Linked DNA regions of Homo sapiens: regions 2 and 3 are each linked to region 1. A link is a loop called in an ENCODE intact Hi-C map of the cell type or tissue named here. Cell type or tissue: HepG2. All regions are shown on one strand. Each heading gives the region's core, and the rest is flanking DNA. Links, peaks and the distances in the headings are about the cores only. Region 1 holds the start of LINC01467 (long intergenic non-protein coding RNA 1467). Region 2 has its middle 430 kb from the start of LINC02301. Region 3 overlaps LOC107984704 (a long non-coding RNA gene).

Region 1 (10,906 bases), core at 1,544-9,543:
ATTGGGGGCAGTAATTGGGAGAAATCCGGGCGCCTGATTGTGACTGCTGTCTAGTTCTCTCTTTCAAAATCTAAATTCACATTAACGTGTTGATGACCTCATCCAAGCTGGATGGATGGAATTTATTAACAATAGAAATAATTACAAAAGGACTTGCATTTAAATAATCAAATGACAAGCCACAACCTCAAAACACTCCTCTAGAGTTACAAAGTGAATACGATTCCTGTTTCTATACAAAAGCCCCTTATTTCTTAGTTTTAAAAAATGTATTTGTTATTCTTTCCCAGTTGTATTCAGGGGTAGTTCTCGTGTCTGCTTTTCCAATTTGGTAGCTTCGATTTACCCCACAGCTGGAATTTTTTGGGTGGCAACAAATATCTTTACAGGTTGTTTGAGAATGTTTGGTATATTTTCCATTGTGTAGGTATTCAACAAAAGTTAGTTTAATCTGAATTTTATTTCCCTAAATAAAATTCTTTTTTTTAAGTTCAAAGATAATTAACTATTTATTCAAATACCAATGAATGTGTAGGTTGTGTGTGTGTAGGGGTGTAGTTTATGAACACACTAAGTGGAAATTAGCAGTCATGAACGACCATTGATGTCTTAAATAAAAAAGTTTACCTAGGCAGGGTGCAGTGGCTCATGCCTATAATCCCATCAGTGTGGGAAGCTGAGGTGGCAGGATCCCTTGAACCCAGAAGTTTGAGATCAGCCTGGGCAACATAGGAAGACTTTGTCTCTACCCAAAAAAAAAAAAAAAAAAAAAATTATCCAGGTATAATGGCATGCACCTGTGGTCCCAACTACCGGGAGGCTGAGGTAGGAGGATCGCTTAAATCTGGGAGATTGAGGCTGCAGTGAGCCGTGACTGTGCCAATGCACTCCACCTCTCCAGCCTGGGTGACATAGCAAAACCCTGTCTCAAAAATAAACATTACCACATATATAGTTATAAAAAAACTATATAAGCTATATATCTATACACACACACACACATACACACATATATATATATATAAAATTCTGTTGCCCAGGCTTGAGTGCAGTGGCGTGATCTTGGCTCATTTTAACTTCTGCATCCCATATTCGAGCGATTCTCCTGCCTCAGCCTCCTGAGTAGCTGGGATTACAGGTGCATGCCACCACACTCAGCTCATTTTTTTTGTATTTTTAGTAGAGACAGGGTTTCACCATGTTGGCCAGGCTGGTCTCGAACTCCTGACCTCAAGTGATCTGACCGCCTTGGCCTCCCAAAGTGCTGGGATTACAGGTGTAAGCCACTGGATCCAGCCTTTTCACTTCAAGGCTCAGAATTCTCCCCTTTTGAAATTTCGTTCAGTGAGGAAATTGATACCAATAATTTGCACTTTTAAAAGTATTTAAAATGATATCTAACATGAATTTAAAAATCTATCTTGTGTTATAGAAATTGAAGCATTTTGCATTCAAAAAGAGGCATTATTTTGGGGACTGGGAGAATCTTCCTAGCTAAAAGATTATGGAGGGTGTATTCGCCTATCTCACTTGTGGGCATGGTGCCCTTGCCTTTTTGGCGAAGGCAGGAAGGGAATATTTCAGCCTGATGCTAACAATGACGCTATCTTACATTGGCTTGGCACTCTCTAGTTATCTAAAGTTGAGTTTGCATCGATGATCTCATTAGAACCTTCCATCAGTCCTAGCAGGAAGTCAGGGCTAATATTTTAGCCTTGTTTGGCTGCAGAGGAAATGAGGTTCAGAGAGAGTGTGATTGGTCGAAAGTCGAATTGTGGAACTGGGACTATGATCTTTCCAAAATAAGCCAGCCCTGCCCTCTTCTTCCTTCCTCTCTTGCTCCCTTTCTGCACTAAACCTCTACCACGTGCCATACAGTGTGCAGGCACCAGGAATTTCCATGAGCTTCCCTTGAACCTTGCATATAAAGCAAAGTTCCTCTGAAGGGACCTATAGTAAACTAAAGAGGAGTAAACACAAAATCAATTAAGGGCACCAAAGTGTTAGAGAGACTGTGTTACAAATATTTACAGAAAGTAGTGTGAGAAGACAAGGGGAGTATTAATCAATTGCATATGGGACTAAGGGAAGTGGGACAGTGATGCATTAGGAAAAGCTTCATGAGACAGTAAAGTTCCAGCAAAGTTTAAAGTAAGAACAGCCACCAGACAGACCTGGAATTAGCCTTTTTGCAAAGTGCATTTCCATGAGAAACTGTGCAGGGGATACATGGCCAAATAATAGCATGCACTATGGTATATCGGAAATTCCTAATTCTTTTTGGGGATTTGAGTACCCCAGGAAGCCCTTCAAAAAGAAATGTTTAACTTTTGTGATCTAGCCAACATGTGGGATTATAGAGCTTTAAATACAAAATTTTAGAGAAAAACTAAGATTTTAAGTAACGTAATGTATTATGTAACTCTGGAAAGGACTAGCTTACAGCTTACGTCCACTTGCAGGCAGATCTTAGCAGGCTGCTGAGATTTGCCTGTGGAAAGTGCAAAAGTGAAGTGCAGTGGAGACCAGGCCCACTCAGATGGGTAATAAACCTTAAACCAGATAAACTAGAACACTGACACTGTTGCTGTCTTACATATAAAACATTGAGCCAACCCAAGAAAGGGACTCACGGTCCAAACGTGTCCGGAATTGGGTTCTTGGTCTTACTGACTTCAAGAATAAAGCCGCGGACCCTTGCGTTGTTACAGTTCTTAAAGGCGGCATGTCCAGAGTTTGTTCCTTCTGATGTTGGGATGTGTTCCGAGTTTTTTCCTTCTGGTGGGTTCATGGTCTGGCTGGCTCAGGAGTGAAGCTGAAGACCTTGGCAGTGAGTGTTACAGCTCTTAAGGCTGCGTGTCTGGAGTTGTTCCTTCTTCCTGGTGGGTTCGTGGTCTTTGCTGGCTTCAGGAGTGAAGCTGCAGACCTTTGTGGTGAGTGTTACAGCTCATAAACACAGTGTAAACGCAGCGTGGACCCAAAGAGTGAGCAGCAGCAAGATTCATTGCAAAGAGCAAAAGAACTAAAGCTTCCACACTGGGGAAGGATACCCGAACAAGTTGCCACTGTTGGCTCACGCAGCCTGCTTTTATTATCTTATCTGGCCCCACCCACATCCTGCTGATTGGTCCATTTTACAGAGAGCCGATTGGTCTGTTTTACAGAGAGCTGATTGGTCCATTTTGACAGGGTGCCGATTGGTGTGTTCACAATCCCTGAGCTAGACACAAAAGTTATCCACATCCCCACTAGATTAGCTAGATACAGAGTGTCCATTGGTGTATTTACAAACCCTGAGCTAGGCACAGGGTGCTGATTGGTGCATTTACAAACCTTGAGCTAGATGCAGAGTGCCAATTGGTGCATTCACAACCCCTTAGCTAGACATAAAGATTCTCCAAGTCCCCACCAGATTAGCTAGACACAAAGCGCTCATTGTTGCATTTACAAACCTTGAGCTAGACACAGAGTGCCCATTGGTGCATTCACAATCCCTTAGCTAGACATAAAGATTCTCCAAGTCCCCACCAGATTAGCTAGATACAGAGTGCCCATTGGTGCATCCACAAACCCCAAACTAGACACAGGGTGCTGATTGGTGTTTACAAACCTTGAGCTAGACACAGAGTGCTGATTGGTGCACTCACAATCCCTTAGCTAGACACAAAGGTTTTCCAAGTCCCCACTAGACTCAGGAGCCCAGCTGGCCTCACCCAGTGGATCTTGCACAGTGCCACAGGTGGAGCTGCCCGCTAGTCTCCCGCCGTGCGCCCGCACTCCTCAGCCCTTAGGCGGTCGGCGGTGCTCCTCCGGGAGGCTCAGGCCGCGCAGGAGCCCACGGCGGGGCGGGGGAGACTCAGTTATGGCGGGCTGCAGGTCCCAAGCCCTGCCCAGCGGGGAGGCAGCTAAGGCCGGGCGAGAAATCGAGCGCAGCGCCGGTGGGCCAGCACTGCTGGGGGACCGGGCGCACCCTCCGCAGCTGCTGGCCTGGATGCTAAGCCCCTCACTGCCCGGGGCGGCAGGGCTGGCCGGCCGCTCCGAGTGCGGGGCCGCCAAGCCCACGCCCACCCGGAACTCTAGCTGGCCCGCAAGCGCCACGCGCAGCCCCGGTTCCCGCCCGTGCCTCTCCCTCCACACCTCCCCACAAGCCGAGGGAGCCAGCTCCGGCCTCGGCCAGCCCAGAGAAGGTCTCCCACGGTGCAGCGGCGGGCTGAAGGGCTCCTCAAGTGCGGCCAGAATGGGCGCCGAGGCCAAGGGGGCACCGAGAGCGAGCCAGGGCTGCGAGGGCCGCCATCACGCTGTCACCTCTCACAGGAGCGATATGGGAGAGGAGGAGGGGGAAAGCCAAAGGTAGGTCCTGATTTTTAGTTCTTCCATCTGGCAGCGTGGCTAACTTGGAGGAAATTCTGAAGTGGAACCCCAGCCCTAGAATGGTGAGGGAGAGGTTGCTGGGGAAAACGATGTGGAGGGCTTAATCAAGGGCAGAGGATACTCATTTTGGGATGTGAACATCCCTCTTCCTGCAGTAAGGCTCTCATCTCCTCTCTTTTGCAAGGTGACTCAATTAGACAACAGCCTGGTGGCTGTCCGTTCTGTCTCCAAGGAGAATACCAGGTGTGTTCCTTAATTTCAGTATTTGTTTATCTCCCCCTCCTCCTTTTTCAAAATCCATTCTGAGAGGTGTTTCTTCTCCATGATATCTCAGACTGAAGTCTTTTTGCCCTGATTTTATATTATTTTCTTCCAAGATCCCTTCATATTACACGGTTGTTCCACCAGGGTGGAAACTTTTCCATCCTCTGAACCTATAATGGTGTTTGGTACACAGTAGGGACTCAGATTTATTGAGTAAAAATTTGAATGCCAGCTTTTAAAAGAAACAGACTCTTAGGTGTCTCATTCTCGTTTGGTAAACACGCAGATAAAGGAGGAGGAGCAGCTAGAAAAGGGAACTAAGCTTTACCATGCTAAACCACGTGTTATTCACTTTTCCCAGAATGCCTCCTTTAGGGTTTATGGTACGTCCCATGAATGGGTATTATTATATCATCACACCATTTGGCAGATGAAGAAACAGAAGGCCAGAAAAGTTTCACTTGTCTTCAGTCACCCAGGCACTAAGCACAGAGCTGGGACGTGTACCTGGTATGTGAGGCTGAGCCACAGCTCCATCAGTTTAGGGTCACCAAGAGGATATTGATCTCAGTGTCAGGAGATTGAAATCTGCTGCAGATCTTATCACTAATTAGTGTTAGATTCTTGTTATGTAATATTTGAATATAGAGGTAATCATGGATTTCTACTAATTTCTTCTTCTTACTTGGCCTACATTAAGATTTCCTCTTAAATGTGACATTAGATCACATGGAGGGGTTCTTCTGAAGGCTGAGGATAACATAATGCAATTTTGTTTAATATCATTCCCATTCTGCACTGAATTTGTCTGAGTAAAATGCATGAATCTTAGATTTGAGAAATCGAGATCTAGGCTCTTTTGAGATACTTGTCATTCACTAGATGGCACTGTTGTATTAACTTTACTTATTTCCTAGCTCTGGTTTAAAACCTTCAAGAGTATATTTCCTGTGATACTGTAGTTGTCCAACTATCCAGACTTTCCAGGTGTTGGTACAAGGACAGTGTAGGGGACAAGCAGATATTGTGTATACATCTTTTTAGTATGGGTCCTAAGTCCTAGTTTAGATTTTAGGACTGTAGTAAAATGCAGTGGGCTCTCAGTATTTGCGGGTTCTGCATCCATGGATTCAACCAGCCAGGAATGGAAACTATTAAACGGTAGGGCACGATGGCTCATGCTTGTAATCCCAGCACTTTGAAAGGCTGAGGCAGGAGGATTGAGCTCAGGAGTTTGAGACCAGCCTAAGCAACATGGCAAAACGCTGTCTCTAGTAAAAATACAAAAATTAGCTGGGCATGGTGGTGGACACCTGTAATCCCAGCTTCTTGAGAGGCTGAGGCAGGAGAATCGCTTGAACCGGGTAGGCAGAGGTTGCAGTGAGCTGTTATTGCGCTGCTGCACTCCAGCTTGAGCAACAGAGCTCTGTCTCAAGAAAAAAAAGAAGAAAGAAAGAAAAAGAAAATATTAAACAACAACAACAGCAGCAAAAAACTAACAAAAATAATAATAAAACAAAAAATAATACAAGTGAAAAACAATACAGCCTGTTTACATAGCATTTACATTGCATTAGGTATTGTAAGTAATCTAGAAATGATTTAAAATATATAGCAGGAAATGTGTAGGTTATACGCAAATATGACACCATTTTATATCAGTGACTTGAGCATCCATGGATTTTTGTATTTTCTGGGGTCCTGAAACTAATCCCCCTCAGATACCAAGGAATGACTGCAGTAGTTTTTGGAGCAATACGTTAATAGCTGGATTCACTGACAGACTGAAAAATAATGTCTTGCTGGACATTACGAAGCAAAATAAAGTCTCACTGAGATATGGGAACTTTAGAGAAAAGGAATAAAAATATAGTTGCTTTAGCTCATAATCTATCTGGTCACTTCTGTAATCTCTGTTACAGACCCTCAAGACCATGTCACCGGGGCCAAGCATTTTCCTCTTTTAACTTATTTATGTGTTTGAGATCGTTAATGGAGGGTTTCTCAATCTTAGCACAATCAGTAATTTGGGTTAGGTAGTTCTAACCCAAACACAGGGATGGTCCTGTGTTTAGGATATTCAGCAGCATCCCTGGTCTCTACTCATTAGATGCCAGTGGCAGCCTCCTCTCCCTTCAAGTTGCAACAACCAAAAATGTCTTCAGTCATGGCCAAATATCTGGTGGGGAATAAAATTGACCTCAGTTGCGAGCCGCTTCTCTAATCCCTGTGGAGATTTGCCACATGAAGTCTTTTGCTTGGGGACAGGGAGAGTGACCTTTACTGATCTGACCACTGGAATTGGGAGCACAGGGTCTTCCTATCTCCAGAGTTTCCAGTAAGATGATTAGACTGCCAGTGTGATTGGGTTGCATTTCTAATGAGTCGAGGTGCCAACATCTGTTTGTGGTAATTGAGCACAGCTGTGATGCTGGCTTGGCTGACCCCTCCACAACCTTTCCCTGCCCCTCCAGGTATTTGAGCTGCCCCCAGCCATCCTGTCCCATCAACCTCTTGCAGGAAGATGCCAGCAAGGTCATTGTGTTTGCTGAGAGTGGTATCAATCCAGATAGTGTCCTAGATTTGATAATGCTGCATTGATTGGGACACAGTGTTCATTCTTGTAAACTGCCTCAGAGGCACAGAAAAAAAAATATGTGTATTGTGTAAAAAGGCCAAACACAACCAATAATAGCAACAACACTGACAACTCATGTATATTTATCTCACATGTGCTAGGTCATAAGAGCTTTATCCAAATAATTTCATTTATTCCTTATAGTAACTTTTTAATGTGGGTACTATATCAGTCACTTGTTGCAGCTTAGACAAAGATAGCAAGAGGTGGAATTAGGATTTATACCCAAGCAGCCAATACCAGAGCTTACACTGTATCCACACCATGTGGACTCAGTTTTCTAAATTTTATTTTAATTTTATTATATTATACAGACACATACTTGTTCATAAGTAACATAACATAAAAGTCTGAAAGCAAACATACCAAAATATTAACAGTCAGTTTCTCTCTGGGTGGTAGCATCAGGGGTGAGGTTTTTTGGTCTCCTTTAAACTTTTCTATATTTTTCAAGTTTTCTGTGTTAAGTGTTGATTATTTTTAATAGAACTTATATAGAAGTATTAAAAATATATGTGTTTGGGGGAGGATGATAGGAAGAGTGGCAGTGAGCTAAATGGATATTTGAGAAGCTGAGTCCTCCTGATTCTGGGGACAGAGAGAACAAGTTGACTACCTGGGGGCTGATGCCCCTTATAGATGTGCCAGTAGCCACTCTCTAGCTGAATTCACATTAAATGACATTACAACTTACCCTAGGGCATTGCAAACTTGGCGGGATTCTAGAATTTCTCTGAATAAATATATATTTTTTAAAAAAGTCTAGCTTGCTATTGCAAGACCATTTTTGTCTAAGGACAGCCTTGGGTCAGTCTTTGTTCAGGTGTACACTCATCGTGATGCCATTGTATCCCAAAGGAGGCTAAGCTTTGGCCAAGCTGTGGGATGGCTTGTGAGAGAAGTGTGATTTCCTGGCGGCCAAGTCACAGTCGCAGCTGCAATAGCTCCCACCCTTCTTCTGTCTCCATGGACAGGGTGGAGACCTCTCCTGGCTTCTCTACGGTGGGCCTTGGGAGTTTGGACCAGAGTGTGGGACCACCCAGAAGACACACCCACACAGATCTCTCCTTGCAGATGATTCTAGAGAGAAGCTTCCTTGGGGGTGAGAATGGCATTCTTATCTGAGGTCTGCTTAAAAGCCTCATACTCTTTTTCTTTTTCCCTAGAAACCTCATTACTTATGGAGCTGGCTAGAGGGAATGATAGCATTGGCTTTGCATAGAATGGAAATTGCAAGACTGGTAGGTCCTGCCCAACCTCATCCTCCTGGAAGTGGTGGAGGCTTCTGGTAACTACCAGTTTGGTTTGGACTTGGGGTGCCAATTCAGGGATGAAAGAGTCCGCCTCTCCTCCCTCATGGCCACCCACCTCCTTCAAAGGAATGTGAAGGAACAAAGATGTGGGTTAGCATTTTTCTCATGAAAGGCAGAGGTGACCAGAAAAGTAGGAAGCTACTGGGAGGCAATAATATTTTCAAAGACACATTATTCTCATTAATTTAAAACCCCAGCAGAGCCCCCAGTGGCTCCAGGTGTGGCGTTAACACCGTGTCTTTTAACTCAGTCCACTCACTCTGTCCCTTACTGCTCCTGGCTAATTAAAACCATAGGGATCTCAAACCCTATTCTTGGCAGTCTGCTTGGATTTCCCAGGTTAATTCCTACCCTTGATCTTCCCTAAATTGCTCCCACACAGCTGTATGCACATTCAGATTCAACGCTCCATCTTTCTTTGCTGATCTCAAGTGCCGACTTGGGCTTGGGCATATTTAGTTTCTCTGTTCTTAACACTCAGTTCTCCCTAAGATGCTGATGCTGATAATGTAATTGCTCTATTGGGGCATAAACATGAAATGGTTTAATTTTTTTTAATGAACTCTCAATCATGTTATGACAAATGCCTTTTTCAAATTCTGATGAGAGATTCTGTGATTTCCTGGCCATTTTTAGATGTTAAAAGCCAAGTCCCTTTGAAACATTAGTCTTTAATATGGTTTAAATCTTATCCCCAGAACACCTCCCTTCCCTCACCTGGCATAAGCTTGACCCATTGCCTGAGGTCTGAGGCTCTTCCGATGTTCTTCCTCTTCTCTCACCCCAGCACTTCGATGGGATTGAGTGTGGGGAGGACCTTCATTAAATTGCCATCTCTTCCTTCTTTCTTTTTGGTATTAACTTTGTTTAGATTGGAGGGCTTTGGGAGTCTGAGAGGAGAAGGTAGAGGCAGGTTCATATCAGGATAAAGTGAGATGCATATCATGATGGGGAGGTGGTCTTGGCTATCTTAAGGCTCAGTGTGATTTTGCCTCCTTCTGGTGACCTCTTCATGGCTGGTAAATTGAACAATCAGCTTCCACAGTTCTGCTCCATTGCTGAGGTTCCCCCAGAGAGGGAAGCCATGTCCCCTGAGACCTCTGAGGTTGGTCCATGTTTCAATCTCCTTTCTAAGGTGGCAGCTTCTCTCTCTCCGTGACCACCAGGATGGCCCCAGAGCTCCTGCTGTTTCGTATGAAAAAGCAGAGATCTTTGCTGCAGGAGAGTAGGGTGAAAGGCTCTCATTGTTTTCTTCTTAGGCACCCTGTACCATAGTCCCTTCTCACCCTGATGCAATGGGCCTCTCTGGTAAGCTTTACATCTTTAATTGGGCACTAGTCTCCATGTTCAAGAATATTATCTATCTTCAAGAGGTGTAGGCCAATTTCTTCCAATAACTCTCTATGAAAGCTGCATAAGACTGGTTCTGTAGCTCTGAAAGCTTCATTCTGGGAGCAAGATGCCAGTGCTCCTATCTGGCAGGCACTCCTAATCTCTCCAAGGATTCTTTTGAAACCCCTTGCTCTGGTTTAAATGTGTCTTCTAAAGTGTATGTGTTGGAAACTTAATCCCCAATGCAATGGTGTTGAGAGGTGGGACCTTTGAGAGGTGATTGGGTCTTATGAATGGATTAACAACATTATTGTAAGAGTGGTTTTGTTATTGTGAGAGTGGGATTGTTACAAAAGTGAGTTCGGCCACCTTTTGCTGCCTTGCTCTTTCACCTCTGGCATGAGATGAGCAAGAAGGCCCTCATCAGATGTTGACACTTTGACATTGTACTTCCCAGTCTTCAGAACTGTGAGAAGTAAATTTCTAATGTTTATGAATTATTCAGTCTGTGGTATTCTGTTATATAATAGCAGCAGAAAATGAACTCAGACATCCCTATTCCTTGTATTGGCGATGGGGACATTACATCTCATCCCAGACTCTGCATCCCTGACAAGGCCCAGGACCCCTGGCGGTGGAAGGGCAGTTCAGGCTTATTAGTCTCTGAGGGAGGTGCCTGGCCTCAGGTGTTGGCAGCTCTGTTTCAAATGTGGAGTTTATGGAGCCTCTTTGTCTACAGCTTTGAGCCTTTGTTGCCATGTTGGGGACACACGAATATTACCACTCAACATTCTGTTACTTTAGCTCAAACTTCTTGATTGTTACTTATATGCCAGGCCCTGTACTGGAATCTGCACTGATGAGTTTGTTTAATCTCAGTAACCCTATAATAGGAAACTATTATCATCATCAGCCTTTTACAGATGAAGGACCTGAGGCTCACAGAAATTGTGTAAAATGTCCAGGGTTATGTGGATAGGAAGTGGTA
Region 2 (10,906 bases), core at 1,057-9,056, 1.4 Mb after region 1:
GTTGTTAACTCTACATTCATCATTTTGTCCCTATTTTATATGTAATGCCCTTCAATAGATGTTTTTATGGGTGGTTCTTAACACCTGTATCCTCATAGATTAACATGTTCTGCTGATTAATAACATGTGCATTTCCACTGTTTACCTGATAGCATTTTAGATTGATTTGTAGTAATCCAAAACCTTGCACCAGTTTAATCTCTTTTAAAAAATGATATATTAAAACCTTCAATGTGAAACGCAGCATGTTTGTTTCTGGGCATATGAAAATGAATAAAATACATGTGGCTTTATACTTTCTATTTCTACTGTAGATGAGAAAGATGCTAAAAATAACTAACTTAATTACAGGCACACTTCAGAGATATTGGAGGTTCTGTTCCAGACCACCACAGTAAAGCAAACGTAACAGTAAAGCAAATCACATGAATTTCTTGTTTTTTCAGTGCATGCAAAAGTTATGTTTACACTATACATACTACAGTTTATTAAGCGAGCAATACCATATGTCAAAAAAAGTACATGCCTTAATTTTAAAACTAGCTAAAAATGCTAACAATGGACTGAACCATTGGCAAGTCATAATCCTTTCACTCCTGAAGGATCTTTCCTTAACAACGACGGCTGCTGACTGATCAGGGTAGTGGTTGCTGAGACTGTGGTCACCGTGACAAGTTCTTAACATGACAATAAAATTTGCTACTTAATTGATTCTTCCATGAAAAATTTCTCGGTAGCATACAATACTGTTTCATAGCATTTTACCCACAGTAGATCTTTCAAATTTGGAGTCAATTCTCTTCAACCCTGCCACTGCGTTATCAATTAAGTTTACGTGTATATTTAAATCCTTGGTTGTAATTTTATAACTCTAACAACGTTCACAACATCTTCACCAAGAGTAAATTCATGCATAGTAAGAAACTCGTATCATTCAAGTTTCATCATAAGATTGCTGCAATTCAGTCACATCTTAAAGTTTCACTTCAAATTCCAGTTTTCTTGTGATTTTTACAACATCTGAAGTTTACTTCCTCCACTGAAGTCTTGAACTCCCAAAGTCATCCATAAGGGCTAGAGTCAATTTCTTCCAAACTCCTGTAAAAGTTGCTATTTTGACCTCTTCCCATTAATCCCAAATGTTCTTAATGGCATCTAGAATAGTGAATCCTTTTCAGATGCTTTTCTGTTCCCTTTTCCAGATCCATCAGAAGAATCACTGTCTATGGCAGCTGCTTGTTTTGGCTGCTTTGATCATCTATCCAGCCTTGCAAAATTTATTTATTAAATTATAAGACTTGAAAGTCAGAATTACTTCTTGATGTGTGTGCTACAGAATATATATTGTGTTAGAATGCATGAAAACAACATTCATCTCCTTGTACATCTGCATCAGACCCCTGGGGTAATTACGTACATTGTCACTGAGCAGTACTATTTTGAAAGAGATCACTTTGTTTTCTTTTTGAGCATTAGGTTTTGAGAATGGGCTTAAAATATACAGTAAACCGTGCTGTCATCCAGGCTTTGTTGTCCCATTTATAGAGCACAGGCAGAATAGATTTAATATAATTCTTAATAGCCCTAGGCTTTTTGAAATGCTAAATAAACACTGAATTCAGCTTAAATTCACCAGCTGGCTGAGCCCCTAACAAGAATGTCAGCCTGTCCTTTGAAGTTTTGAAGCCAGACATTGGTTTCTCCTCTCTACCTATAGACCTAGATGGCATCTTCTGCCAACATAAGGCTATTTCGTCTTCATTGAAAACCTGTTCTTGGGTGTAGTTACCTTCATCAGTTATCTTACCTAGATCTTCTTGATAACTCACTTCAGCTTCTACCCCAACACTTGCTGCTTTGCCTTGCATTTTTATGGTATGGATATGGTGGTCTCTTTACTTAAACCTCATGGAGCAACATCTGCTTTCTTCAATTTTTTCTTCTACAGCTTTCTCACTTCTCTCAGCCTTCACAGAATTAAAGACAGTTAGGGTTATGCTCTAGATTAGACTTCGGTTTAACAGAAGGTTTTGGCTGGTTTGATCTTCTATACAAACCACGCAAACTTTCTCCATATCAGCAATAAGGCTGTTTCACTTTCTTATCATTTGGGTGTTCACTAAATTAGCATTTTCTTCATGAAGGTTTTCTTTGCATTCAAAGCATGGCTGACTGTTGATGCAAAAGGCCTAGCTGTCTGCCTATCTTGTTTTTTGACAATGTTTTCCTCACTAAGCTTAATCATTTCTAGCTTTTGATTTAAAGAAATATGTGTGACTCTTCCTTTCACTTACACACTTAGAGACCACTGTGGGGTAAATAATTGGCATAATTTCAACATTGTGTGTCTCAAGGAATAGCAAGGCTTGAAGACAATGGAGAAATGGCATTAGGGCTGGTCAGTGGAAGAGTCAGAACACACACAGTATTTATCAGCTGAGTTCTCCATCTCATATGGGTATTGTTCGTGATGCCCTCAAATTATTTCAATACTATCATCAAAGATCACTGATCACAGATCACCATTACATATATAATAATAGTCAAAAATTTGAATATACTATGAGAATTATCAAAATGTGAAACAGAGGCCTGAAGTGAGTGCATGCTGTTGGGAAAAATGGTGCTGATATACATGCTCTATGCAGGGTTGCCACAAATCTTTAATTTGTAAAAATTACAGTATTTGCAAAGTTCAATAAAGTAAAGCACAATAAAGTAAAATTTGCCTGAATTTAAATAAAATTGTTATAAATATAATAAAGGGGCACCTTCATTTTACAATTTCTATTGTAAATAATTGTATATACTGCATGCCACAGTTGAAGAAATCAACTGTAATCCACTTACCAAAACAGAAGTCAATTGTAGCTGACATACCAAAGCAGAATTAATATTGTCAGTCATTTAAAAATTTGGTCATCTTAGGACTTTTTTTTTTAAAATTAAATGAGCTCACCTTCATAGGCAAAGGAAAAAAAAGTATTATCTATGAAATGGCAAATGTGATATGGAGAATATTTTATGCAGTGATTTTTTTTATCTCACTGGCTTTTTGGATTAATTAAAGGTAACATAATGAATTGAATGGTGCCTAGCCACTTAAGACTGAAGCCATAACAAACTAGTTAACAGATGCCAACAGTTGTCTACCAGCTTTGGGTTGAAGTTGGTAGAACATTAGGTGCATACAAAATTAATTCCATTCTGTCAGATTTTCTTGTTTTTGTTGTTACTTTTGGATGCTTTTATTTTCTCTAATGTAACTGTGATCTTTGTAGGCAACCAAATAAACATTGGATGTGTCCTATTTTAATTTTTTCTACAAATGACATGTTAAAATATCACATACTCTTTGCTTCTATAAAAAAGTTTAATAAATGAGGAAAACTATTAAATTTTAATAGCTATTGGTATACTTTTCCAGTTTTATTAAGGTATGATTGACAAAAATTGTGTGTATTTAAGGTGTACAATGTCATTATTTTATATACATATACATTGTTAAATTATGTCACAACCATGCTAAGTCCCATCGTGTATGGCCACTTAGATTGTTTTCATAAGTTGACTTGTACAGTAAATTAATGGTGCAATAAAGTTGAGAGTGCAGGTATCTCTTCAAGATGGTGATCTTATGCCCTTTGGCTATGTACCCAGTAGCAAGACCACTGGATCATATAATAGTTCTATTTTTAATTTTGTGAGGAACCTTCATACTTTTTTCTATACTGGCTTTAATAATTTATATTCCAACCAACAATATGTAAGAGTTCCCTTTTCTCCACATCCTCATCAACTTTATTTATGTATTGACTTTTTGATAATGGCCATCCTAATAGGAGTGAGGTAAAACTCATTGAAGTTTAGATTTACATTTCTGTCATGAATATTGATGCTGGACACCTTTTCATGTATCTGTTGGCCATTTGTATGTCTTCTTTGGAAAAATGTCTATTCAGGTCCCTTGCCTGTATTTTTAATCAGGTTATTTGGTATTTTGCTATTGAGTGTATTTTGGGCATTAATTCATATATATATATGATTTGTAAATATTTTCTTTCATTCTGGAAGTGGCCTTGTCATTGTTGATTTTTTTCTTGCTGTTTGAAAGATTTAATGTGATGTAGTTGCATGTTCTCATTTTTGCTTGTATTTTCTATGCTTTTGATGTTATATCACAAAAATCATTTCAAAGATTATGAACATTTTCCTTGTGTTTTTCTCCTGGGAGTTTTATCAATGCAAGTCTTACATTTAAGTGTTTAATTCATATTGAGTTGATTTTGTGTATGGTGTAAGGTAAAGATCCAATTTCATTCCTTTGCATATGAATATCTGGTTTTTCCATTTATTGAAGAGACCCTCCTTTTCCCTTTGTGTATTCTTGGCATCTTTGTTGGCGATGATTGACTGCATATGTGTCGGTTTATTTCTGGGCTCTCTATTTTAGAATAGACTATACCAGTATATATATATATATATATATATATATATATATATATATATATATACACACACACGTATATGTATATGTATACATGTATGCATATGTGTCTATTTTTATACCAGTACATATACCAGTACATATATATGTGTAAGAACACACACACATATATATGCACACACGTATATGTATATATGTATGCATATATGTCTATTTTTATGTTAGTATCATACTGTTTTGATTGATAAGACTTACAATTTGAAATCAGAAAGTGTGATGCTTCCACCTTTTTCTTCTTTCTTAAGATTGTATTAGCTACTTTGTGTTTTTTATGTTTTCATATAAAAATTTTATAATTTTTTTCTCTTTGTATGAAAAATGCCAGTGAAATTTTGATAGGATTTGCATTAAATCTGTAGATTGCTTTAGTACTATAGATATTTTAACAATATTAATTTTCCCAATCCATAGACAGGAGATATCTTTCCATTTATTTGTTTCTTATTCAATATCTTTTAACAATGCCATAATTTTCAGTGTATAGAACTTTTACTTCCTTGATTAAATATATTCCTAAATATTTTTTATGTTACTGTAAATGGTATTGTTTTCTTAAATCCTTTTTCTGGCAGTTTGTATTTAATGGATAGAAGCACAACTTGAACTTCTGATTTTGTTTATGTGTTATCTTCCTGATTTCAATGAATTGTCTGTGTTCTCTTGTAGCTCACTAAGCTTCCTTCAAAAAATTGCTTCAAATTCTTTGTCAGGAAGTTCATAGATCTCCATTTCTTTGTGGTTAGTTACTGGAGAATTACCATGTTTCTTTGGCAATGTCACGTTTTCTTAGTTTTGTATGTTCCTTGAAGTCTTGTACTGTTATTACACTTTTAGAAAGACCCATCTCCTGCAGTCATTATTGAATGGTTTTGGGAGAGAAATACCTTTATCAGTCAGCTCCTTAGGCATTTTGAGGTTCTTTCTTTCAGTTTCTCCTATGAATGTAGTACTTCACCGTTTTGGTTCCCTCTTGTGGAACACTTAGGCATTACTAATTCAGACGGAGAAATCATTGCAAGCACAAATAAACTAAAGGAGTAATATACATAGTCTCTGATCCAAAAGTAGAGTAACCATTTATCCTAGTTTTCTTTTTCATCTAGCTTAGATCAGTTGCCTTGACTTAGGTTAGCAATTAGCACTCTCAAAACTGTCTGTTTGGATCATAAATTATATCACCAGTTGTGGATCTTTAGGGAAAGGATAAACTAGTTAACAAATGTTACGGACTGAAAAAAAAGGATATTCTTAAATAAAAAGTTAAATTAGATGTCTATCCACACTAAATATCAAATTCAATCAATACGAATATGGGAAAAACTATTTAGCATTACATAGTGAGGGTTAAAATGGAGCAAATGATCATTGATTATCTCTTCAAGCTTTGGCTCTGGTTCTCACCCTAGAATAAGGGTGTCTTTCTAGTCGCTCTGCTGGAGGGGGCACTTTATCCTTGTTGGTCTATCAAGTAGAGGTCTCTTTTGTGACTGGACCTGCCTGGAGCAGCACTTTCTTCTTCTTCTTTTTTTTTTTTTCTGAATTCTCACAGAAGTGTTCTAATGTGCTAGCTGTGGCCCCAATTGAATTTTAGTTCTAGTTAGTTGCTATCTAAGATCACTTTAATTTTTGGTGCTAGAGTTATCACCATTTACTAACATTTTATTCACTATTCTTTAAAGTCCTAAGTCATTTTTATGTGTACTATTACCTAACCATTATCTTTCATCTTATTATTATAGTCTTATTGGTTACTTAGGCGACAGCATATGCTTTTAGGAGGGCACTATGGTACAAAGCAGATGACATATTCTGAAATTTTACTATATTCAAAACCTGAATTTGTGACTTTGAGAAAGGTACTTCATCCTTTGACTTCCAAATCCATCAAACATGGATAATAGTAATACACATTCCATATTCCAGGGTTGTAGTGAAAATTAAATAAGATAACCTATGTAAAAACTCTCAGTATTGTGTTTCACATCTAATAGTGTTTAATGAATGCTGTCTCTTTCATTCATATTATGTTTGTCTTCATTAAATTTAATTTATTATATTAATCTCTTCTCTTTCACCAGCAAATACAGCTTTGTTTTCAATTTTGCCATCTATTATAGTCATAATTATATTATTCATATATGCAATATTTTGAAGTAGTTTCAATGCAATCATACAAATCATTGAATCAAAGTGTAGAATAGTAAAAGGTCAAAAATCAGAGTTCATGATACCCTGAAACACACCTCACTTTTGGTGAATATCAGCTCACATTGGAGATGATTATTCAACAAGTAATTAATATATTTATTTTACTTGAATTTGGTGTATAGGGTAATCAATCTAGTCAATTATCACTGAATTGTTATCGCTTCTATCTAATAAAAAAAGAAGTCTGAGTGACTGAGAAAGGGTTTAAACAAGGTGTATATTGAGTTTCTAAATAAATCACAGATATCGAAGAAGTGCTCTAGGACACTGGTTAGGGTACCTTTTTTTCTTGTTTTTTTTTTTTTGGGGTGGGGTGTTAAGACCTCAAAAGCACAGACAACCAAAGCAAAAATAGACAAATGGGATTGTATCAAGCTAAAAAACTTCTGGAAGCAAAGGAAACAATCAGCAAAGTGAAGAGACAACCCAGAGAATGGGAGAAAATATTTGCAAACTATCTGCCTGACAAGTGATTAACCACCAGATTATATAAGAAGCTGAAATAACTCAATAGCAAAATGTAATAATAATGATCTGATTTTAAAATGGTCAAAACATCTGAATAGACATTTCTTAAAAGAAGACATACAAATGACAAACAGGTATATGAAAAAGTGTTCAACATCACTAGTCATCACAGAAAGGAAAATCAAATCTACAATGAGATATCATCTATCCCCAGTTAAAATGGGCTTTATAAGAAGGCACACAGTAACAGAAGCTGGTGAGGACACAGAGAAAGGGGAACACACATACATTGTTGGTAGAAATGTAAATTAGTACAGCCACTATGAAGAACAGTATGGAGGTTCCTCACAAACTACAAATAGAATTACTATATGATCCAGCAATTCCACTACTAGTATAACCTAAAGAAAGAAAAGAAATATATTGAAGAGATATCTGCACTCTCATGTTTACTGTAGCCCTATGCACAACAGCCAAAATGAGGAATCAACCTAAGTGCCCATCAAGGAATGAATGAATAAAGAAAATGTAATATGTGTACATACTGAAACATTACTCAGCCACAAATAAAAATGCAATCCTGTCATTAGCAGAAACATGAATGCTGGAAGCTATTACATTAAGTGAAATAAGTCAAACACAGAAGGACAAATATTGCATTTTCTCATTCATATTTGAGCTAAAAGAAAAGTGGATCTCATGAATGTAGAGAGTAAATATGTGGCTACCAGAGAGCAAGAAAGAGGGGGGAAATGAAGAGAGGTTGATTAATGGGTACAAATATAGTTCGACAGAAAAAATAAGGCAGTGTTTGATAAATCAGTGGGGTGACTATAGTTTACAATAATCTATTGTGCACTTCAAAATAGCTAGAAGAGAAGAATTAAGACGGTTCTTACATAAAGAAGAAAACAAATAATTATGGTAATTGACTTCCTAAGTACACTAATTTAATCTTTACAGATTATATGAATGTATTAAATTATCACATGTACCCCCAAACTATGTATATTTAATATGTATCAATAAAATTAATACAAAAAAGAAAAATCTAAGTGCAGTAGCTAAAAATAATATAAAATACTGTTGTGATGTTCATACTTCAATATCCTTATTTCAGGAATACAGTGTTAAATCTCCATTATGTCTGGATACCTAGTACTTGATATTATTTATCATGGTACCACAATTCATCACTAGGTTTATTGGAAACTGTGACAAAACTAAATTTTTTCTCCTTCATGTGGGCTGCTAGAAAACATCAAAGGTATTGGCTTAATAAAACACTTATTTATTTTTCAAATATTCAATTATAAATCTGAATACATACACAAGAACAATGTTTCTGAAGGAACATGCAACTGTGACTAATTTACTTCTTCAAAGAACCCCTGAGAGCTGAGCAATAGACTAAAACCTTGTGCACTACCTCTGAATGCTATAATTATATTGAAATTTCCTGAAAGAACAAATACATAGAAAGAAAAAAGTTCCCGAAGACATAGAGTGTGTGACTATCTTAACTCTGAAGACTAGCTTTGAATTCTGTCAATCCTTCCAAAATTAGGGAAATACAGAATCCTAATGTTAAACTGAGATAATTTATAGGAATATATTAAGCAAATCGCAGTACTTCAAAACAAAACTCCAAACCTGTTAATGTTGTTTGCCCAACAAGTTCCTACTGGAAGGATGTAGCAAAAATATATTCATTATGGAATGTAGTTTCTGTTTAAACAAGCAAAGTTAAAAGGAACTAAGCAATTGGCCAGGTTCAAAACTTATAGCTTCTATTGAGTCTTAGTGTGGCAAAAATCCAAAGGAAGGAGACAAGGGCACGGCACTTACCCAAGAACCATTTGCTGTGGAAAGCTGGCTTGTTATAAGTTTATCTTCTAAACTTAATAAGCTCATCACAAATACTGCTTCTTCCCATCATTTTTTCTGGTATATTAGACATTTTTTAGAAAGATAGTATATCAACTATATTAAAAACAATTTTAGAGGATAAAAATGAATCATCTGTAATGTTTTTAATAAAATTATTATTTTTAAAATTTTATATTCAGAGGGTACAGGCACATGTTTGTTATATGGGTATATCGCATCATAGTGGGTAGGCTTCTAGTGTAACCCACATCCAGATAATGAACTTTGTACCTGGCAGGTAATTTTTCAACTCTTAACCCCCTCTTACCCTTTTCCCTTTTGGAGTTCCCAATGTATATTATTTCCATATTTATGTCCATAGGTATCCTTTGTTTAGCCCTAATACGTAAGTGAGAACATGTAGTATTTGATTTTCTGTTTGGGAGTTATTTTACTCAGAATGGTGGCCTCCTGCTGCATTTATTTCACTGCAGAGGACATGATTTTATTCTTTTTTATGACTGCATAATATTTCATGGTATATATGTACCACATTTTTTAATCCAATCAACCATTAATGGACACTTAGATTGGTTTCATGACATTGCTATTGTGAACAGTGCTGTGATAAACGTAAGAGTACATTTATCTTTTTTAATATAATTATTTATTTTGTTTGGGTAGATATCCAGTAATGGGATTGCTGGGTTGAGTGGTAGTTCTATTTTTAGTTATTTGAAAAATCTCTGTACTATTTTCCATAGAGGTTGTAATTTGCAATCCCACCAATAGTGTAAAAATGTTCTATTCTAAGTCCATGCCAACATCTGTTGTTTTTGACTTTTTAATGATAGCCATTCTGAGTAGTGTTAGAATATATCTCATTGTGGTTTTAATTTGCATCTCTCTGATGATTATTTATGTGGAGCATTTTTTCATGTGTCTGTTGCCCACAGTATGTCTTCTTTTGAAAAATATCTGTTCATGTCCTTTGCCTAGTTTTTAATGGAGTTGTTTGTTTTCTTTACATTGAGTTGTTTGAGTTCCTCATAGATTCTTAATACTAGACTTTTCTAGAGGTATAATTTGCAAATATTTTCTCTCATTCTGTAGGTGGTTTGTTTATACTATTGATTATTTCTTTTGCTCTCCAGAAGCTTTTTAGTTTAAAGCCCATTTTTTTGTTTTGTTGCATTTACTTTTGGGGTCTTTGTCATAAATTATTTGCCTAGGCCAATCCAGAAGAGTCTTTCCTAGGTTTTCTTCTAGGACTTTTATAGTTTCAGGGTCTTATGATTAAGTCTTTATCCATCCTGAGTTAATTTTTGATGAGGAAATGCCTTTGTGTATGATGAGTGATGAGGAAATGCCTTTGTGTATGATGAGAGATGAGGGGGTCCAATTTCATCCTTCTGCATATGGCTAGCTAATTTTCCCAACACCATTAACTGAATAGGGTGTCCACTTTCCATTGTCTATTTTTGTCAAAGATTAGTTGGTTTAGGGTATGTAGCTTTATTTCTGGGTCTTTTTTTCTGTTTCATTGATCTGTATGTCTAGTTTTGTTATCAGTATGATGCTGTTTTATTTACTATAGCCTTGTATTGTAATTTGAGGTCAGGTAATTAGATGCCTCTGGATTTGTTCTAATTGCTTAGGATTATTTTGGCTATGAGCTGTAGCATTATCTTTTCTATTTCTATGAAAAATTACATCGGTAATTTTATAGAAATTGCATTGAATCTGTAGATCTCTTTGCGCTTTATTGTCACTTTAACGATATTGATTCTTGCAATCTGTGAGCATGGTGTGTTTTTGTATTTGTTCATGTCATCTACAATTTCTTTTATAAGT
Region 3 (10,906 bases), core at 1,795-9,794, 360 kb after region 1:
TTTTATCCTATTTCTTTTTAAAAACAAACATTTAAATTAAGTGTTAGATTTTCCCCCATTTGTCAGAGAAGACAACTGAGGCATAGAGTGGTTACTTTATCTGAGCCAGGACTGGAACCCAGGTCTTTCTGACCAGAAAGTCTCTTTTATTTACCAAGCACTTCTTCCCAGATAATAGTACTATAATTCTGCAAATAAGAGCTTCCTCAGGGAACCAAAGCATAAATCCAGAAGCTTGGCTTCAGAAAAACCCAAGGAAGCTGAAAGGAACCTGTACTCCTGTCACTGCCTGTCTATAATATCCTTCATTTTTGCTCTTTCTATTCTGGGGCTTTTTATTACTGTTAACCAATTTTAAAACACCAAAAGGTGTTCTTCAAGAATTAATTAAAAAGTAATAAAGGCATTATTCCTTAATAAATATTTAATGTAATATCTTATATGGCTAGACTCAATAAAAATTAAATCTGTCTTTGAGACACTTAACTGGAAGAGGTGTCCAAATCAGTAATATGGTAGAACTTTGCCCCAGGAAGAGGGCCTCCTCCCCTAAGGAAGTTTAGAACCATAGAGAGACGTAGAAACCCCTATCTCTATGTGAATAGTGTCTTGCCTCTTATTAAGACCAACTCCATTTCATCTCTTCAAAAATGTATTTGCTGGTTTCTGCACAATGACTTCAATTTTTTTTAGCATCTCAAATATTTATACCAATTTGTCAGCAGCAAGTATCAGTGGCAGGTGGAAATAAAGTATTATTTAGGCTGAGATATCCAATTTTTACTTGCTTGGCTACTTTCTTGAAAGATGATGCTTTAGAAAATGAAATACAACATTTATCATTGTTTTGTTGACTACAAGAGATGGAGTTTGCTCTCTTTGCTGTGACCCAGTTAGTTCACATAGCAGGGCCTTTACAACCCCCATCTCCAAATCCCTCCACCGCAGCACAGGAGAAATGTTTGCAAACCATTATTTGAAAGGCAGAGCAGTGCTGTTTTTTAATGCAGCATTGTGTAATCTACCTTCTGCAAGTTACAGTTTGTTTCAAAGTAGTGGATAATAACCATTAATGTTTTTGGATTTGCATGTGGACTGCAGCATCACATGTTACTAAATATTCAGGGATGAGACGAGGAGAGAGAGTGTGTGAATGGCAGGTAGAAAACGGTAAGATGGTTAATCGAGTTTCAAAGAAATGATAGGGAAGATTGTCCATCTATATTTAGCCCCCACCATAACATTATTATTTATGGAATATTTTGAAAATGACTTTCTTCATTCATTGAACAAATATTTTTTTGAACACTTCCTACTGGACCCCTTCACACTCCCTGATTCTTAACTCAATATTTGATGGGTTATTTCATTTGAACAAATAATTCAAATCATCCTTTTGCTAAGTTTAATTTTATTAAACTGCTTAGTCTGAGACTTCCCACTTTCTGTGTTGCAAGAAGCTGTGGTCATTGACTATCTCCTGATTTTGGACTTTTCTTGCCAGTGACTTGCAGGTGACATAATGTGAGTGCTCCAGTTCTCTCACTTGGAATCTCAGAGAATATAATGTTGGTGATGAAAATCAAAGACATGTAGACTTTCTATGTGAACAACAGATTCCCCATGAATGCACTGTGAAATACATAAATTGCTATGTTAGTTTCTTTTTGTACATTGACTTTTGGTGTAAATACCCTGAGGAGGACTGACAGCCATAGCCAACTTCTCAGTGCATTGCATAAAAATAATGAAATCACTTTTGCCTCACGTTTGTTGTTGCATTAGACCTAACGGGGTAATTGATGTTGAGCTTGGCTTTTTACATATACAAGCTTGAGATGAGGCAGAACCAAGGATGTGGATTTAGTTAACCTTATTTTAAAGCAGTTACTTAACCTCTATTTTAGATCACTATGTTAAAAAGAAACAATCTTATGTGGGACAGCAAAGACAGAACAGAGAATTAATCGTTTTCTCTCTTTTTGTCTTTGATCAGTTATTCAATCAGTTGACCAATTTTTGACTTAATACACACAACTCCTAGATGCCATTGGGCTAAATAATGTTGGGTATGAAAAAAAGGAGGGCTAAGTTCTAACATATGAGGAGCAAGGTGGTGTTGGCTAGGTAAACCTAAGTCAATTTGAAAAATCCCAACTGGTGTACAAGTAAATGGTAACTCTTGTGGTTCAAAGGTCTTGAGGAATTAATTCATAGTTCTTCACTGCAAGCAGAGAAGCTGTGTCTAGTAGTTCAAGCAAAATGAATTTATTTTATCGTGTAGCTCACAGAATTACTGGGAGAACAGAAGAAAAGACCAGCATGCCTCACTCAGAACATATCTGTCAAGCAAACTGCTGTCCCCACTGCCAAACACCAGATTCTAGAGTTGGTATGACTACTAATTCTGGACCAGACACTCAACCTTGCATCCCACACAGTACCTGCTGCCATGAACAAACAGAGAGCTCTCCATTCTTTCTCTCTTGCATCACTAGCTACTGGGTCAAAGTCAAACCAGGATATAAATCTTACTGGAGGTCCCTCAGTCAATGTCAAGTAAATAAGCAATGCTAAAAAAGCAATCAGAGAGCATTGCCATTTTCTAAAGCAGGTCTTTGCTGTCCACTCAAACTAATAAACTGTGGAATTCTCCAAATATGAAAGGGGGTTCAACCACTGAGCAGCTTAAATAAGAGATAAATTGTCACATACAAATCAAAGTAAATATTTTCCTGCAAGGCTTGTTTATTCATATATACCTATATGGGACATGGTGAAGGAATTTTAGACTACATCTTTATGGTTTATTCTTTGTAAGGTTACAATTATCCAGCCAACCAGCTAATTTTGTACTTCTACTTCATCTACTTATATGAGAGGTTTTCAGATTATTTTATATTATATTTCCCTTTTCAGAGACCAAACAGGAAACTATTGGGTTGATTTCACTGTTGGGTTTATTTTTCACTGGAAAAATAAAACTTTTTTGAATATTTTCATACTTATGGAAAACATTTTGGCAGATGACAGAAAAGTTTTGTTTTCTAAAAAACTCAATATATTCTAACCAGAATAGTATTTTAAACATCTTAGATTATATTACAAATGAAGAATAATTAGAAAACTTTTAGTGAAGCAATCACTAATATTGAGTGGCATAACAGAGCATACAGAATTAAAAAAAAAGGAAATTATAGAAATTAAAAATTATGACCCACTGAAAACAGAAATATAGCTTGGAATGTGTTCTAAAACTTTCAAACAATAAAACTTCCATGTAATTCTTATATCGAACAAACTATAAAAATGCTTATGCAAGTTTGGGATTAATCTTCTACAGAGATAAGAAAAATGATTTTTAACCACTACAAACATAAGGAATAAAATACACATGCCAAAACATTTAACATTTTTACTGGTGTACTCAAAAGGAGCTACTTTATAAGTACTGAAATTATTAGTTTTTTTGCCATATGCTGATGTAACTTTATTTAGAAAAAGTAGCTCTTTGGATAGACACATTCAAGAAGCAAAATTAGTGCTGTTGGCTGAAGTTCAAAGCCACACTTTTTAGAGGGCACCACCACTGGCATCACCAACAACAGCTTCATCATGAGCAGAAGCATCATTTTCTCAGCCTTTGAAGATAAAAGACTAGTTAGCATAAGGAAGGACAGTAGGCTAGGAAGTGAGTCTATTGTCCTAAGACATATTTTATTAGTTAGCTGTCAGACTCAACTTATATCCACATAGCTGGGGCTTTATGGCCCAAGGACCAAGGAACTCCAAGGCTTGTAAAACACGTTCCAATTACCACAACGGTGCACAACTGAGTTGTTTTACTTCCTTATGCCATTTTGCGACGTTGAATAACTTTCCATATGTCTCACACCACCCCCCAACCCCGGCAGTTTGAGGATCAACTAAATGAATAGCAAACAACTAAACAAAGTATGAGAGTTGGTGAACTGAGCATTTCAAATTCCTCTATGCTTGCAAGTAGAGTCTATATTGAGTCTTTTCATCACCTGTGACCTAAGAACCAATTCCTGACAATGCGAGATGCCTGCGAGGGCACGAGAAGAAGTTCTACATCTTTCTCCATTGGTGTTTATGGTTCCATTTGCTCAGGTAAGGGCTATTTCCAGAAGAGTTCATGCTGGAAAAATACAAATGGCCAAAATAAGTGATTTTCTCACTGATCTCACAGGTTTCCAGGGATCCCCTGGTTCCTCTGTAGTGCAGTAGGAGCGAGTCTGGGGACATTTTGGTGTTTCCTGGTCTCCACTGCTGCTTCAGCTAATTCAGTGTGTCTTTTTTCTTTTACATATCAGGACATGAGTGTGATATCATTTTTTGAAAAAGGAATTCTACCATAACAAAAACAAACAAGAAAAAGCAAAAACCTTTGTGAGTCACCAGCAGAAAGAAAACTTCTGAAGGATCAACAAAGCCTAAATGATAGCACATCTGTTTACAGCATGGTTACTGAACATATTAGCCCACTGTTGAGACCTTTTGTTCAGGAAAAAAAGATTACTGTCAAAATATTACTGCTCATTGACAATGCACCTAGTCACCCAACAGCTATATAAAGGTGTGCAAGGAGAATGCACACCTTGTAAATGTTGTTTTTATGCCTGTGAACACAATATCCATTCTGCAGCCCATGGAACAAGAAGCAATTTCAACTTCCTAGACATATTTTTAAGAAATACATTTTGTAAGGCTATGGCTGTCATAAGTAGTTATTTGTCTAATGGAACTGAACCAAGTAAATTGAAAGCCTTCTGGAGAAAATTTATCATTCTAGATGCCATAAAGAATTTGTGATTTGTAGAAAGAGGTCAAAATATCAACATCAACAGGAATTTGGAAGAATTTAGTTCCAACCCTCATGCATGATCTTGAAGGGCTCAAGGCTTCCGTGGAAGAAGTCACTGTAGATGTGATCGAAATAGCAAGAGAATTAGAATTGGGAGTGGAGCCTGAAGATGGGACTGAATTGTTATAATCTCATGATCAAACTTGGATGGATGAAGAGTTGTTCTTATGGACGAGCAAAGAAAAACAATGTTGAAATGACAGCAAAGAACTTAGAATATTACATAAACCTAGTTGATAAAGCAATGTCAGGGTTTGAGAGGATAGACCCCAGTTTGGAAAGACGTTCTACTGTGGGTAAAATGCTATGAAACAACGTTGCATGCTACAGAGAAATAGTTCATGAGAAAAGGAGTCAATCAATGCAGCAAACTTCACCATTGTTTTATTATAAGAACTTACCACAGCCACCACAATCTTCAGCAACCACTACCCTGATCAGTCAGCAGCCATCAATGTGGAGGCAAGACCCTCCACCAGCAAAAATATTACAACTCACTGAAAGCTCAGATGATGGTCGGCATTTTTTTTTTAGCAATAAAGCATTTTAAAAGTAAGGTATGTACGTTGTTATTCTCAGACTTATTGCCATTGCACACTTAACGGACTACAGTACAGTGTAGGCATATAATGGACCTGTTGGAGGAAGTCTTATGAGTATGGCATGATTATTTTCCTAAATCTTTTTAATAGTGATGATTATAAGGCTATTATAAAGTAAGTGCTTTAAAAATCTCACATACTTACATATTTCGCCTGTTGAAATTCATTAGGAAGTGGTTCTGTTTCTACTTCCTTCTTGCTCCCCCTCCCAAGAGCATAACTTCCCATTTTTCCTGAATCTACATATCTGGCCAAATTGAAAGTGCTGCTCATAAAACAAATATGTATAACCAAAGTGAAATAACCTGAGTATAATAATTTTTATCTTCCACGTACATTCATTCTTTTAAACTTCCAAGTCTTATCGAATCATTTCACCTTCTTTGAGACTATTGTGATAACTGGATGGGAATTCAGATATATCCTACCATTCGTATAGACTCAATGCAGAAATCTTCTGATCAACATACTTGTCTTTCTCTTTTGGCGTCACCATCCTTTCTTCTTGTTACAGCCTTCCTTGAGGCACAGAAAGTAGATTTCTAACTTCTCAGGGAAACTTATGATCCAATGAGCTCATTCTGGGTAGTTTCTTCCCTTCAATATTACAAATTTGAAATCATTAGTCACTTTACCATGAAGAGAAGTTAGGGGTGATGATGTTAAGAGGTGAAGATTGGCCTTTATTGGGAGCTTATGTGTGTCAGGTATTTGCAGGGAACTTTATGTGTATGACCACATTTAATCCTCATGCCAAGCATCTCAGTAAGTGTACATGGAATGAATGGATGAACAATGGCACTGAAGTGTTGCCCATTTTCTGTATTAAGAAAAATAATATTTAAAGATGTGACATAACTCCTGAATTTCCAGGCAGCTTATAATTGTTCAGAGCTTGTTCTGACAACAAAAGCTTATATGAGTAACCAAATGGTTATGCTATTCCTTTTCAGTTTTAAGCTTCAAGGGAATGAATATGAATATAGAGATGCTCAGATTTACTGTGGTTGAAGAAATGAGGGGAAAGTGACTGCCCTTCTCATGGGTAAAATAATTAGATTATAGGTGAGGGTTGCTATTAAAAATTCTCTAGCAGAAGGTACCTATGGTCCCATGACTGGCTGTAGAAATTCCTCTCTACAAGGACTTTCATACCTAATCAAAAGAACGCTTTCCCTCATCTCCCAACTTTGAATTCTCTCATCGCCATTTGAGAAAGTTCAGAAGCATATGTTGCTCTTCCATCACACACCAGTAGATGGCAGCAAAAGTCCATCCTTAGCTCCTAAAAGTTTGCCTCTGAGTTCCTGCACAATGCAAAGATAAAGGCAGCTTTTAAAAATATAATAATCTACCTCCTTACCTGACACGTCGGAAGGGCTGATTTTCCAGGTCACACATGTCTTATTACTTTCGAAAATAATCATGTGGAAAGGCTTTTCATTGTGTTTGCTGTTACATTTCTGCACAGTGGTGACTGCGAAGCCAAAATCAAACTAATAGCAGGGGAAAAAAAAAAGTGACAACCCAAGAGAAGTGCATATAATTTCCGTTAAGAATGTTCCTCATGGGTTTTCAAAGAAGCTTTCATCACCAAATCTGATCAGTGAAGCAGTCTTGTTCATAAATAATTTATCAGTCTCTCTTCTCTATCTCATCCTTCCTACCAGTGAAACAAGCAAAATGCAACTTTGGGTGAATTCTCTTTTAAGAATATCTGAGGAGAAACATTTTTCACCAGTCTTCACTGTTAGAAATGTAGCTACAGCATAATGTAAACCATATACAACAAAAGAGGGTTTTTTTGTTGTTATTTAATTGGAATTTTCTTTTTGAAGGCTGTTACCCTTGGCATTTAGCATTTTACGTTAGTATTTATTTGATTTTCAGCCTGTTGCTGGCTAGTTCATCTGGGCAACATGCTTTGGATATTATGGATAATGTACAGTGATTGGCCTGAATTTAAAACAAATTGGTTTCCTGACCTGGAAGAGAGGAACCGTTAGTATAGGCACAGTGTTGCTACTGCCTAACTATTTGACAAGCAAATAACCTCTCCTAGCCTTTGTTTCATTTTTCCCTAAAATGAGGATAAGCGTAGCTTATGGAATTGTTGTGAGGATTATATAAAATTAAATGCATCAATGCAATAAACTTCTAGCTTAGTTATATGCTAAAAATTCGCTGATAACTGAATGTGAATTGAAAGAGAGGAGACTGGTGATAGCTAAGATGACTCCAGTTTTAAGTGTCTGTGATTCTGTTAGTTTCTTTCCACTCAACCCTAGAGTTACTGATATTCATCTTAAGAGGGGAAGACACTTGAAAGATGCTGAGATGAAAATGTTACGAAGGATGAGAGAATTTGCCGTGGAGAAGAGTGGTCTGATTTTTACTACTAAGAAGTGGCTTTAGTTCATCCTTGCCAAAAGTTCATCATCCATAAGTGAGCACTGTTGGAAAAGAAGGAGAAGAATGATACCATGAGGAAGAAGCAAAATATGAAAAACAAAGCCTCTGAAGGAATAAAAAAAAGATACTATCATTTTTTGCACTTGATCCATGGAAAACTGTCTAGGATCTGAAAACAAGGAAGATGGTGTTGAGGAATGCCTCAAAAATTAGGTAAAGTACAAAATAATAGAGACTCTTGCCCAAGAGTCTCTTATTTTAATTTTGCCATTTATTTTGGAACTAATTCTTGCACCAGGAAATAACATCATTTCCTTACTGACGTCAGCCTGGCAACCGACCTTCACAGGTGTGGTATTTTCTCCAGCGTTTTGGGACCATCCATCCTTTTGATGCCATAGCACTTCACAAACATCACCACACTGCAGCTTCTGAACACTCAAGTGAACAGGTGCTTTAAGTCCTAGTTTTGCTGATGAAGAAACAGAGATTCAAAGAAACTGATTTTGTCAAAGATTGCCTAATTCTGAAGTCAGGATAGGGTATCAGAGATCTAGAAGTTTCTCTTATTACCACTGCTGCCCCACTGAGGCCATAGCTAGTAATACAATTAAGAAATAAGCTGGGCATGGTGGCTCCCGCCTGTAATCCCAACACTTTGGGAGGCTGAGGTGACTGGATTACCTGAGATTGTGAGTTTGAGACCAGTGTGACCAACATGGAAAACCCCATCTCTACTAAAAATAAAAAAAAAATTTGCTGGGTGTGGTGGTGCATGCCTGTAATTCCAGCTACCTGGGAGGCTGAGGCAGGAGAACTGCTTGAACCCAGGAGGCGGAGGTTGCTGTGGGCTGAGATGGCGCCATTGCACTCCAGCCTGGGCAACAAGAGTGAAACTCCGTCTCAAAAAAAAAAAGAAATAATGGTCAAACATGAGGTTTTTGAAGGTAGAGCGACTACTTGGGTTCCAGTTTCCATTGCCATTTCCAGCCTGTGTGACTGCAGCCACGCTACTTTTCAGGAAGGAAGGACTTAATGATCACTTAATGATCACCCTGGACAAGGGTAGTTGGGTTTTTACTGCTGAGAGGTAGTTGTAGTTCACCTTTGTTTATGCAACAATGAATATTAATTAAAAATGGAATACATGATAGCTTGAAGAAGAGGAAACAATACTTTTGATAAACCAAGACCTTGATGGAAATAGAAAGGGTACTGTTACCATTGTCTGTTCTTGGGAAGTACAGAGGAAATTGCTCAGGATTTGAGCAAAAAGGAAATCAAGACCAGCTTTGGGTCAAATTCTGGGTGAAATCCTGGCTTCTAAACAACCATGTAGATGGGCCACCTCTGAGAGCTTCCTCATGTTAAAATGGAAATGGTAACAGCACATCTTTTAAGAGTTAAATTTTAAGTATAAAATGAGCTTATGCGGGGTGAAATGCTTACCACAGTGTTGTCACGTGGAAGGTGCTTGATAACATGTCAGCTCTTGCCATTACCACTGCATACCACTACTACAGTCATAGCTCCATCTATGGGAACTTGGAGTTCTTGTTAAGGGCTGAGGACTAATTTGGCCTTGAAAATTAACTTGGTCATATTTAGGGAGATCAACAGTAAACTTCCAAAATTTCAACTAAAGTGCTTTAAAAAATCCTTGCGTTGCAAGTATAGTATTATCGCTCTATCTTTATTTTGGTCTTAAATTTGAAACATATCCATGGAATATGCATACCCCGTAAATGTCTCTCTTTGCCAGTTATGGTTACAAATTGAATTTCCTGCCCCTCAAGGTAGTCCTGATAATGAAAATAAAACAATTATGATACAGGACTCTGACCTATTTTCTAGAAATGAATACCCTGTTTAAACCTGAAAAATATAATTAATTCTTTGAACAGCAGATGCTATTTTTTGATGAACTGCTAAAACTTTTGACTCAGTACTTCCTTATCTGAAAAATGTGAGGCTAGACTGGTTCCAGCTATCATTTTTTGAGCATTTATCACATGCTAGGTTCTGTGGTAAGTGTATTACATACATATCTTTATTAAACTGACAGCCACCTTTGTGAAGTACATGCTATTTCCGTTTTATAAAGGAGGATACTCAGGCTCAACATTGAAGTAAGCAGCCCAAGATCTTATTGGCCAGCAGGAAGATCCGGCACGTGGCCAGCACATGGTACAACTATGATCTGCACACAGATTTTGGGAATCTGAAGCTTGTGTTTATAACAACTTCGGAAATCTAACATTACTTTGAAGATCTCTTCTTTATGTAACATCCTGGGATTACACTTAAAAGACTCTTTATTGTAATAGGTAGAAGTGTTTTGACATGTTGCCTTCAGCTTGAGGGGGAACAAGACAATTTAGCAAAAATCAACATAGTGTATCAGGTATACATTTACACATGATCACTCAGGGGCACAGAAATATAACTTTTTAGTTTTTTATACTTAAACTCCATTTTGTTCTCAAGTTCTCTCAAGCTGTCTAGAGCAGACAACTTATTTTATGGCACTCTGGTATATTCAGTCCAAATTGGTCAAATTTGCAGTCAAATTTAGGTATTATTCTTTTAGCCACAATTCTAGTTTAAAGTGTCCTCACTGTTGAGGGGCAACTCAACGTTTCTGGCTTCTGTTATCTCCCTTATTCATCTGAATCAGTCCATTTTCAGACTGCTATTAAGAACTGCCTTAGACTGAATAATTTTTTTATTTTTAAATTTTATTATGTTTTGAGATGGAGTCTCACTCTGTCACTCAGGCTGGAGTGTAGTGGCGTGATCTCGGCTCATGGCAACCTCTGCCTCCTGGGTTCAAGCGATTTTCCTGCCTCAGCACCCCGAGTAGCTGGGATCACAGGTGTGCGCCACCACATTCGGCTAATTTTTGTATTTTTAGTAGATCTGGGGTTTTGCCATCTTGGCCAGGGTGGTCCCAAACTCCTGACCCCAGGTGATCCTGAGACTGGGTAATTTATAAAGAAAAAGG

The links. Peaks named below come from ENCODE experiments on the same cell type or tissue, not always from the same donor. Only the 100,000 strongest peaks of a DNase experiment are listed, where the experiment ranks them.
Region 2: a loop joins it to region 1, with 21 times the contacts of the local background. A loop is called at or near these places in 2 of 110 quality-filtered maps.
Region 3: a loop joins it to region 1, with 12 times the contacts of the local background. A loop is called at or near these places in 14 of 110 quality-filtered maps.

Annotation. Positions count from the first base shown.
Region 1 is chr14:81,620,020-81,630,925 of GRCh38, forward strand. LINC01467 (long intergenic non-protein coding RNA 1467) reads right to left here and starts at 3,042. Exons shown (of 3, transcript NR_110074.1): 1 at 2,634-3,042. In HepG2, for the core only: a CTCF peak has its summit at 5,502 (motif pointing right); a DNase peak (open chromatin) is centred at 5,532.
Region 2 is chr14:83,066,613-83,077,518 of GRCh38, forward strand. No RefSeq gene overlaps it. Among named protein-coding and RNA genes, the nearest start is that of LINC02301, 430 kb to the left of the region's middle. In HepG2, for the core only: a CTCF peak has its summit at 5,484 (motif pointing left); no DNase peak of the experiment used is centred there.
Region 3 is chr14:81,983,712-81,994,617 of GRCh38, forward strand. All of the region lies in intron 3 of LOC107984704 (a long non-coding RNA gene), which reads left to right. Among named protein-coding and RNA genes, the nearest start is that of LINC02311, 250 kb to the left of the region's middle. In HepG2, for the core only: CTCF peaks have their summits at 6,756 (motif pointing right) and 8,481; DNase peaks (open chromatin) are centred at 2,490 and 6,750.